Regions from separate parts of the Homo sapiens genome. Here region 1 is linked to region 2. A link is an interaction called in ENCODE POLR2A ChIA-PET data of the cell type or tissue named here. Cell type or tissue: OCI-LY7. All regions are shown on one strand. Each heading gives the region's core, and the rest is flanking DNA. Links, peaks and the distances in the headings are about the cores only. Region 1 overlaps RPS6KA2 (ribosomal protein S6 kinase A2). Region 2 overlaps RPS6KA2 (ribosomal protein S6 kinase A2).

Region 1 (4,394 bases), core at 165-4,164, 130 kb after region 2:
GGAAGGGGAGAGGTGTATTTGAAAGAAAAAATAATATTCCTATTCCATCAAAGATGCTGTATTCACTTTATAAGAATTGAGAGAGGGAATTATTTGTTTTTATTTTATTCTTAGGACTTTGTTGCTTAACATAATTAGGTACATATTCTAGATAGTGCTGATTTGTATAAATGGAAGGATTCCTGGCATTATATTGGTGGGGGAATATGTAAATATATACAGTTGGCCCTTGAACAACACGGGGTTGAATTGTGAGGATCCACGTATGCAGATTTTTTTCAGTAAATATACTGGAAAATTTTTTAGAGATTTGTTACAATTTGAAGAAACTCACAGACAAACCACATAGCCTAGAAATATTTAAAAAGTTAAGAAAATGGTATGTCAGGATGCATAAAATATACATAGATGCTAGTCTATTTTATCATTTTCTACTATAAAATATACACAGATTTATTATACAAACTTAAAATGTATCAAAATTTATGTGCTCAAGCATAGACCATACGTGGCGCCATTTGCAGTTGAGATAAATGTAAACAAACATAGATTCAGCATTAAATCATAGCTGCAGCAAATTAACTGTGGCGAATATGGCACTACCGTAAGAATTTCACAGCAGCCTTCCATTGCTGCTGTAGTAAGCTCAGGTGTTGGAAGGATCCGCTTTAAACGTCCTGTGACACTCCTCGTCTCCATGTGAGGAGTCTGTCTCTCCAGGGAATTGGGAATAGCAGTAAAAAATGGTATCTTGTGGTTCTCACATATTTTTCACCGTGTTTAGTGCAGTTCCATAAACCTTGAATAACACCATAGAACCACTAAGAAGTCCCGTGCCACTAGGGACGCTGTGAGTGCTCCCAAGAGGCAGAGAAAAGTCATCACATGACCAAAAAAAACAAAAGTTGAATTGCATGATACGTACCCCAGGTTGAGGTCTGCAGCTGTGAGTGCCCCCCTTTTCAGACAGACGATCCATCTTGTGAACAGATGGCATAAACTCACTATATCCATAAATACAGTCCCATACACTAAATGTATTTTCTCTTCCTTATGATTTGCTTAGTAACATTTTCTTTCCTCTAGATCGTATTATTACAGAATTATATACTGTATTCTTAATACAGTATATAATTGTATAATTATTCTTAATACAGTATATAATTATACAAATACAAAATATGTGTTAATGGACCGTTTATGTTACTGGTAAAGCTTTAAGTCAACAGTGGGACATTAGTTAGGTTTTGGCGAAGTCAAAAGTTATATGTGCATTTTCAACTTCTTGAGGGGTCGGTACCTCTAACCCCCATGTTGTTCAAGGGTCAACTGTCTACACATATCATAGCTAATTCACTACAGAAATGTTAGCTTGTGTCACTAGTATCTCCCCTTCTCATAAGCTTAATACACATACCTTGAGAGAGCTCTTGGCCATCTCTACTAATGACTGAAGTTTTTATTTATTATAGATGTCATAATAGGCATAAAACTACATTACATCATTCGAGTGCCAATTTTGCCACCTTGACCCTCTTTTGCAAAACACCAACGTCAGTACACATATGAAGAGGAAACTGCCCGAGAACTGAAGTTCCTGAGACCAGGAGCTGCAGGCGTTAGATAGAATATGGTGACGAGAGTTACGAGGATGACGAGAGTAAATACTTCATACTCAGTACGTGCCAAGCACTGCTATAAGCGCTCTGTATGTGTGAAGTCATTTAATCCTCACAGCATCCCACGGTGTAATTATTTTCATTATCCCCATGAGGGAACAGAAACTCAGAACGGTTCAACACATATGCGAGAAGTCGCAGCCGGTCAGTGAGAGAGCAGGTTCCCGTCCAAGCAGTCAGACCCCGAGTGCACACTCTCGACCCCTGTCCAGCAGACTCACTCGTCATAAGGCGGGGAGCCCCAGTGTTCTGTTTCAGCCAGATGCTCTATGCATCTCAGAGTACCCAAACCATGAAAGAATGAGGCAGTATTCAGAGCAGATGGGGCTGGGCAGTAAGGCTGGGCTTCAGAATAGCTGGAAAGCTCAAGTCATGGGACCTGCAAGAAAAATCCATTGTTTGATAAATAGCCAAAGTCCCTAGGCTGTAAGGGGAAGGTGTGCCAGGTGCAAGTGGAGCTCTATGTAAAATCGCACCTGAGTCTCCTGGTCTTATGAGTCTGGGTGTACCCCAGTGAAAGGTCCTGCTGCCACCAAGTGGGCCATGGTTCAGCTGTGTAAGTGCTGAGCGGCAGCCGGACCGCTTCCTCTAACTTCACCTCCAAAGGCACAGTGCACCTGGTTCCTCCAGCACTCAGCTGCGAGGCCCCTAGCCAGGGTCCCGGCCCCCGGCCCCCGGCAGCTGCTCCAGCTTCCTTCCCCACAGCATTCAGGATGGTCTGCGTTCATGTAGACCTCTGTTTTCAGTCTGTGCTCCGAGGTCACTGGCAGCACTAGCCCCGGCTCCTGTGGATCACAGCCTGCTCGTCCTCAGGGCAGCACCTGGGCTTGTTGCAGAAGCTACATCTTGAAAGAGCCCATGGCCTAACGCTGGGCGCTGCAGTGAGCCGCACGGGGCCGGAGAAGGAGAGGACTCAGGGGAGCTTGTGTTCAAGTTCACTCCAGAGGATCCAGTGCCAGGTCCTGCAAAGAATTCTAAGCCATTGAGAAAGCAGTGGATGGTTTCACCATGGGGCTTCCCAGTATCACGTGGGGTGTTAGCTGCACCCGTCTTGGGGAACAGAGGTGGCTGTGCAGCTGAGTCAAACCACTGTGGCCAAACCTGGGAAGAGAGAGGTCCAGGCCAGTCCTGTCTTTAGGGATCAAAATGCATTTTTCATAGAAATCATGTGAAAATTTGAAGCAAAGAGAAACAGCAGTTGAGAGTTGAGCTATGTGAAGGAGCAACATGAACCATCTCAAGAACAGCAGTGGTGCAGAGACAGGCAGAGGCTGTAGATGCCTTCACAGCCACAGTGGAAACAGAGAAAGGAGCGTTCACAGGCACAGAGGCCGGGACTAGGAGCAGTTAAATAAAATAGAAAATAGAAAAGAAAGAAAGCAACATTTAGATGGACAAGGAAGGAGACGGGGCAGCTTTGGTAACAGATTGCATGACTGAGGAAAACGGTGGCATAAATTTCTCTTCCACCAGAAGAGAGAGACTCGAAGACGGGAAAATGACTGTATCGCCTGCCAGAATAGATGCTCTGTCCAGCCTGTGTCTCTGCACAGGCATTCTCTAATCAAAGAAGCTCCTCAGTGGAATTGGTTGGGCATTTGTATCTCCTCGAAACACACACTGGGAAGCTGCCTTTCTGGATGATTTAACCCTTTGCCCGTTTTCCCCAAGAATACTCACCGGCGGCACTTGCGGCTGCAGCGTTTGCCCCGAGATAACTTTGCCGCGAAATATCTCACTTTTATTATTATTTTTGCACCGCTCTAGTATACCAACTTTGGAAACAAAGGACATCATTCTATCGATAGCATTCTGTTTTTAGTAGTGGCATTTCCATTTACAAAATATAGTCATAATCGATTGCTGATAATGTCAAATCCTAGAAAACGTAGCATTCCTACATGGGATGTTAACTTCGTTCTCAAACAGTTGTTGGCCAAAGATTCATTTGATGAATCCAATTTTTCCAAAATAGACAATTCTGATGATTCAGATGATTCTGATATTAGTTCTGTTTAGAAATAACTCCAGTAACAGTTTTTAAATTTTATTTTCACATGGAAAATCAGATTTGTTTCAGCCTTAATGAACATGTTTATGTAAAATCAAATGAGCGCTGGCAGCGAGCTGCACTTTTGCTTTTTCGAAACGAGAAAGGCTTAATGTGATTGGCTTATGGTTTTGTTTCTCGTATGCTCAGCCCCTCCCAGCAGGCATGCGGCGGAGGACGGTCATCAGCAATAAGATGTAGCATGTGCCTTCTGCCCACTACCGGGTCCCCGAGCCCATCTCACAGGCTCCCACCCACCAGCCAAAACTTGGCTCTCAACTCTCCCACTGCAAACCTCTCCCCGGTCTTTCAACACAGGCTAGTTTCCTATTGTTTAGGAATGCAACACATTACCCCACATCTAGTGGCTTAAAACAACCTGAGCTTATTGTCTTCCAGCTCTGGATGTCAGAATTCTGAAATCTGTCTCACTGGGCTAAAGTCCAGTGTCCCCAAGGCTGGTTCCTTCCGCGGGCTCTGGGGGCTGAGAGTGGATACACAGCAGATGGTGGCCAGGCTGGGTGCCCGACAGAAGTCTGACCCACACCTGCAGCCAGCCCCTTTATCTACAATACATAGCTCGGGAGGCCAGCAGCTGTGTCAGGCTTGCAGGAAGCCAGATTGCTATCTCTAGTGACAGCCCAGGAAGCTGAACTATAAATTCT
Region 2 (4,394 bases), core at 323-4,322:
GGCCTCCAGGCCTGCAATGGGAGGGGATGCCATGAAGACCTCTGACATGCCCTGGAGACATTTTCCCCATTGTCTCGGGGATTAACATTCAACTTCTCATTACTTATGCAAATTTCCTCAACCGGCTTGAATTTCCCCTCAGAAAATGGGTTTTTCTTTCCTATCACATTGTCAGGCTGCAAATTTTCTGAACCTTTATGCTTTGCTTCCTTTATAAAACTGAATGCCTTCAACAGCACCCAAGTCACCTCTTGAATGCTTTGTTGCTTAGAAAGTTCTTCCGCCAGATACCTGAACTCATCTCTCTTAAGTTCACACTTCCACAAATCTCTAGGGCAGGGGCAAAATGCTGCCCAGTCTCTGTGCTAAAACATAGTAAGAGTCACCTTTGCTCCAGTTCCCAACAAGTTCCTCATCTCCATCTGAGACCACCTCAGTCTGAACTTTATTGTCTACGTCATTATCAGCATTTTGGTCAAAGCCATTCAGCAAGTCTCTAGGAAGTTCCAAACTTTCCCACGTTTTCCTGTCTTCTTCTGAGCCCTTCAGACTGTTCCAGCCTCTGCCTGTTACCAAGTTCCAAAGTCACTTCCACATTTTCGTGTATGTTTTCAGCAATGCCTTACTCTACTGGTACCAATTTACTGTATTAGTCCATTTTCATGCTGCTGATAAAGACATATCCAAGACTGGGAAGAAAGGGAGGTTTAATTGGACTTACAGTTCCACATGGCTGGGGAGGCCTCAGAATCATGGCAGGAGGTGTAAGGTACTTCTTACATGGTGGTGGCAAGAGATAATGAGAAAGAAGCAAAGGCAGAAGCCCCTGATAAACCCATCACATCTCCTGAGACTTACTCACTATCACGAGAATAGCAAGGGGGAAACCACCTCTATGATTCAAATTATCTCCCACCAGGTCCCTCCTACAACACATGGGAATTATGGGAGTACAATTCAAGATGAGATTTGGGTGGGGACACAGAACCAAACCATATCACCTATTTTGCTTTATTTGGGACCTCAAGTCATTCATTCTCATCTTTGGAATTTTTTTTTCATGTGAAATGAATAGATTGCTATCTTGGTGAGCTCCTTTACACCTGAAAATTTTATTCTTCCAAACCAATCCATGGAGGAAATTCTGTGTTTAGAGAGATGGTTCCCATTGATAAAGAGGCAGTGGACCCATTAGTGTCCTTCCATTCAGCTCAGTGGGAGGTGTTGTTCTGAGGTCTTAACTCTCCTGAGGTAAAACGTTTAATAATGAAAGCATGTAAAAAAGGAAAGAAAAATCATTATACTTCTGTGAAGTTAAAATGTTGAAATATTTTCAGATGTAGAGAGAATAAACAAAAAGCAACACCAAACCCATCTGCTCATCAGTGGATCGTCATTTAAAATAGAAGCTGGCTTTTTTCCCTTCTGGAAAGCCTCACACGATAAACACAATGAACCGGAAATGAGCAACCTTGGATTTCATAGTGCTTCCATCTTGGCAAAAGGTGCCCTCTCGTGCTCGATTTGGCAGGTCTGGACTCCAGCAAAAGCCAGCGCTGAAAATAGTTCTCCGTACACTTCTGAGCGCTCCCCCGTACTCCCTGAGCCCGGATCACACATAGCCTCGTGTTATGCTTCTGACTTTTGAATGCAAAGACAAAAAAATCACATGAATCATTGTAGTTATTCAAAGTTTTTATGTGTTGAAAATCTTTCCTCCAATGTGCTCTGAGAAGTTGTATGGCGTTCGTAAACAAAAGCTGTGTTAAAAGAGCCAGGCGTTTTGCATGTCTAGTTTTGTTGGTGGCTGTGCCTATCATGGTTGGGGCAGTCAGTTTCTTCTGCCAGATACCTGAAATTATCTGGGAGCAGTGGGGCAGACCAGGGAAATTTTTAAATTATTTGTTCCATCTTTCTCGATTTGTTCATTTAAAATCATTCTTATCTGTTGACAAAAGTAGATCCTTGGTAGCTCTTCCTGGTGGTTCTTGGTGTCTTACTAAGTCTACTCTATTTGTAGGTAATACAAGTTTCATTTATATAGAACCTAGTCAGATATTTTACTGCTTCAGAAAGTCCCGCTTTTCAAGCTACCTGATGAATTAACCTGGTTTTTCTGCAATCATTTGTATGTTTCCTGTTTCCATCTTACTCCTATCTTTATATAACTTTTTATTTAAAATACTCTTGCAGAACTTAAAATAGAACTACCACACCAATTCCATTACTGGGTATATATCCAAAGGAAAATAAATCATTCTACCAAAAAGACACATGCACTTGTATTTTCACTGCAACAACGTTCACAATAGCACAGACGTGGAATCAACTTAGGTGCTCATTAATGGTGGATTGGACAAAGAAAATGTGGTACATATACGTGATAGAATACTACACAGCCATAAAAAGAATGAAATCATGTCCTTTGCAGCCACATCTGTGCAGCTGGAGGTCATTATCCCAAGCAAATTAATTCAGGGACAGAAAACCAAATGCATGTTCTCACTTAAAACTGGAAGCTCAGCATTGAATACACATGGACATAAAGATGGGAACAACAGACGCTGGGGGCTGCTGGGGAGGAGGGAAGGAGGGGCATGTGAACTTAAAAACTACCTACTGGGTACTGTGCTCAGTACCCGGGTGACGGGGCCACCCATACCCCAGGCCACAGCGTCATGCAATAGACCCACGTAACAAACCTGCACATGGACCTCCTGAATCCAGAATGTTTTTTTAAAGAATTTAAAAAATTAAAAAACCCTCTTGCACCTGGCCTCGGTCAGCACGCCAGGACTCAGGATAAGAGCAAGGAGTGGTGCCATTGCCCTCTGTGTGCTGTAGAGAGAGAATGACCACGGCAGGGCCTGAGTGTGTCTTGAGTGGACCGCGTAGAGATGGTTTATTGTGAGCTGTTAGGACTGAGAGTCCTTTTAAAGATCCTGCGTGGCTGCTCTTTGTGGGTCGGCGTTCCCTTTGAAATGGATTTGCTGCATCTGACACACCTTCACATGCGTGAGGAGCTCTTTCTTCTCTCTGAATGCTCTATTAACTATTTAAAAGTTCTCTCTAACTTTTTTCAAAACTGGGAAGTTCCATCTCTAACTTTTTTCAAAACTGGGAAGTTCCCAGACTGTTTCACCACGCAGCCAATGGACTCGAGGCTGCAAGCTTATGCCACCAGGCTCTGGAAGAGAACCTCGGTGTTTACGGTCACGACCCTGGCAGTCAATGGGAGTAAGTGCAGCAAAGGCCGGTGAGGCCGGAGCCACAGAGTCAGTGTGACAAAACCCATGGGGCTTTGCAGTGGCGAGCTCACTTTGTAAAAAGTCAGCTGCAGCCTGACCCAGGGGCACATTCTGCAGGGAGGCACCTGGATGCCTTCCTCAGCAGGAATTTATTCCTGGGTTTGCTGTTGATCTGTACTTTACATAGACAGCAGTACGTCTTCCTGCATCAGAACACGTGCGCTGGGTCTTCTGTCCTTTACGTAGAAAAAGATAAAAATCCCCCTGCAGACCCTGCCATCCTCTTCAACCTAGGTGCAGCAGTGGACCCTCTGTTTTCCCTGAGTTTGCACGAGGGTGCTGCCCGTCCCTGAATGTGCTTCATAACACGAGGTTCTGGAAGCTCTAACCAGAGGTGGTGAGCGCCTGCCCTGATGGAGTGCCCTTCTCGTGACAGGGCAGAGGAGCTGGATTTGTGCAGGGTCAGTGTTGTCTTTGAAATGGACTTTCTGCATCTGATGTGGCTTCCCACAGACCAAAGATCTCACCCTCCTGCCCTCCCTGCACCGGGCCATCCCTCCTGTCAGTGAAGGAGGGCTCCCGAGAGCTTCTGGGCACCCCGGGAACCCCAGGCACACTGTCCTCATGGTGTGGGGTGGGGCTGGGCATGCAGAGGAGCCTCTCCTTTCTCTTCCTTTCCTGTGCTCCGCTCCCTCTGACCACGCAGGGGCTCCCTGGGCCCAACCTCATGAGCTGCATTCCTGCATTTCCCCTGTTTTCTTCTTCAGCAGGCAGGGGTAGACCCGAACGTGCAGATTCAAGGGGAGCAGAGGACGTGGGAGCTGCTCTGTCTCACACCCTGCATGAGGGTAGAGACACGTGTGCCGTTGCTAGTGACGCGGGCTCCGTGTGGGCTATGTTCCTCTTTGCTTGTGTCCCCCAAGGACCCTCAGTGAGGGGTCACAGGCAGGAGGAAAGGGGGCCTTGCTGGTCCAGGTTCAGCCACCCTGGTCCCCTATCCCCAGGCCATATGACCAGTGGAGCGTGGAGGAGCTGTAAGCCCATAACTAGGGCTCTGCCACAGGGCAACAGGCAGGGAAAGCAGCCGGCAATGAGAGCTATGTGAGAACATCATCCTAGAGTCCTCAGGAGGGTTACTGTGAGGAA

The links. ChIA-PET counts read pairs that join two places held together with the same protein. Peaks named below come from ENCODE experiments on the same cell type or tissue, not always from the same donor. Only the 100,000 strongest peaks of a DNase experiment are listed, where the experiment ranks them.
Region 1: POLR2A ChIA-PET joins it to region 2 with 8 read pairs; 2 of 35 experiments call an interaction of 5 or more read pairs at or near these places.

The regions. Positions count from the first base shown.
Region 1 is chr6:166,439,831-166,444,224 of GRCh38, reverse strand. The region is part of intron 14 of RPS6KA2 (ribosomal protein S6 kinase A2); the gene reads left to right. Among named protein-coding and RNA genes, the nearest start is that of RPS6KA2-IT1, 23 kb to the left of the region's middle. In OCI-LY7, for the core only: CTCF peaks have their summits at 850 and 2,197 (motif pointing left); a DNase peak (open chromatin) is centred at 2,242.
Region 2 is chr6:166,572,510-166,576,903 of GRCh38, reverse strand. All of the region lies in intron 1 of RPS6KA2 (ribosomal protein S6 kinase A2), which reads left to right. Among named protein-coding and RNA genes, the nearest start is that of RAMACL, 12 kb to the left of the region's middle. RefSeq lists an enhancer at 3,730-4,394. In OCI-LY7, for the core only: no CTCF peak of the experiment used is centred there; no DNase peak of the experiment used is centred there.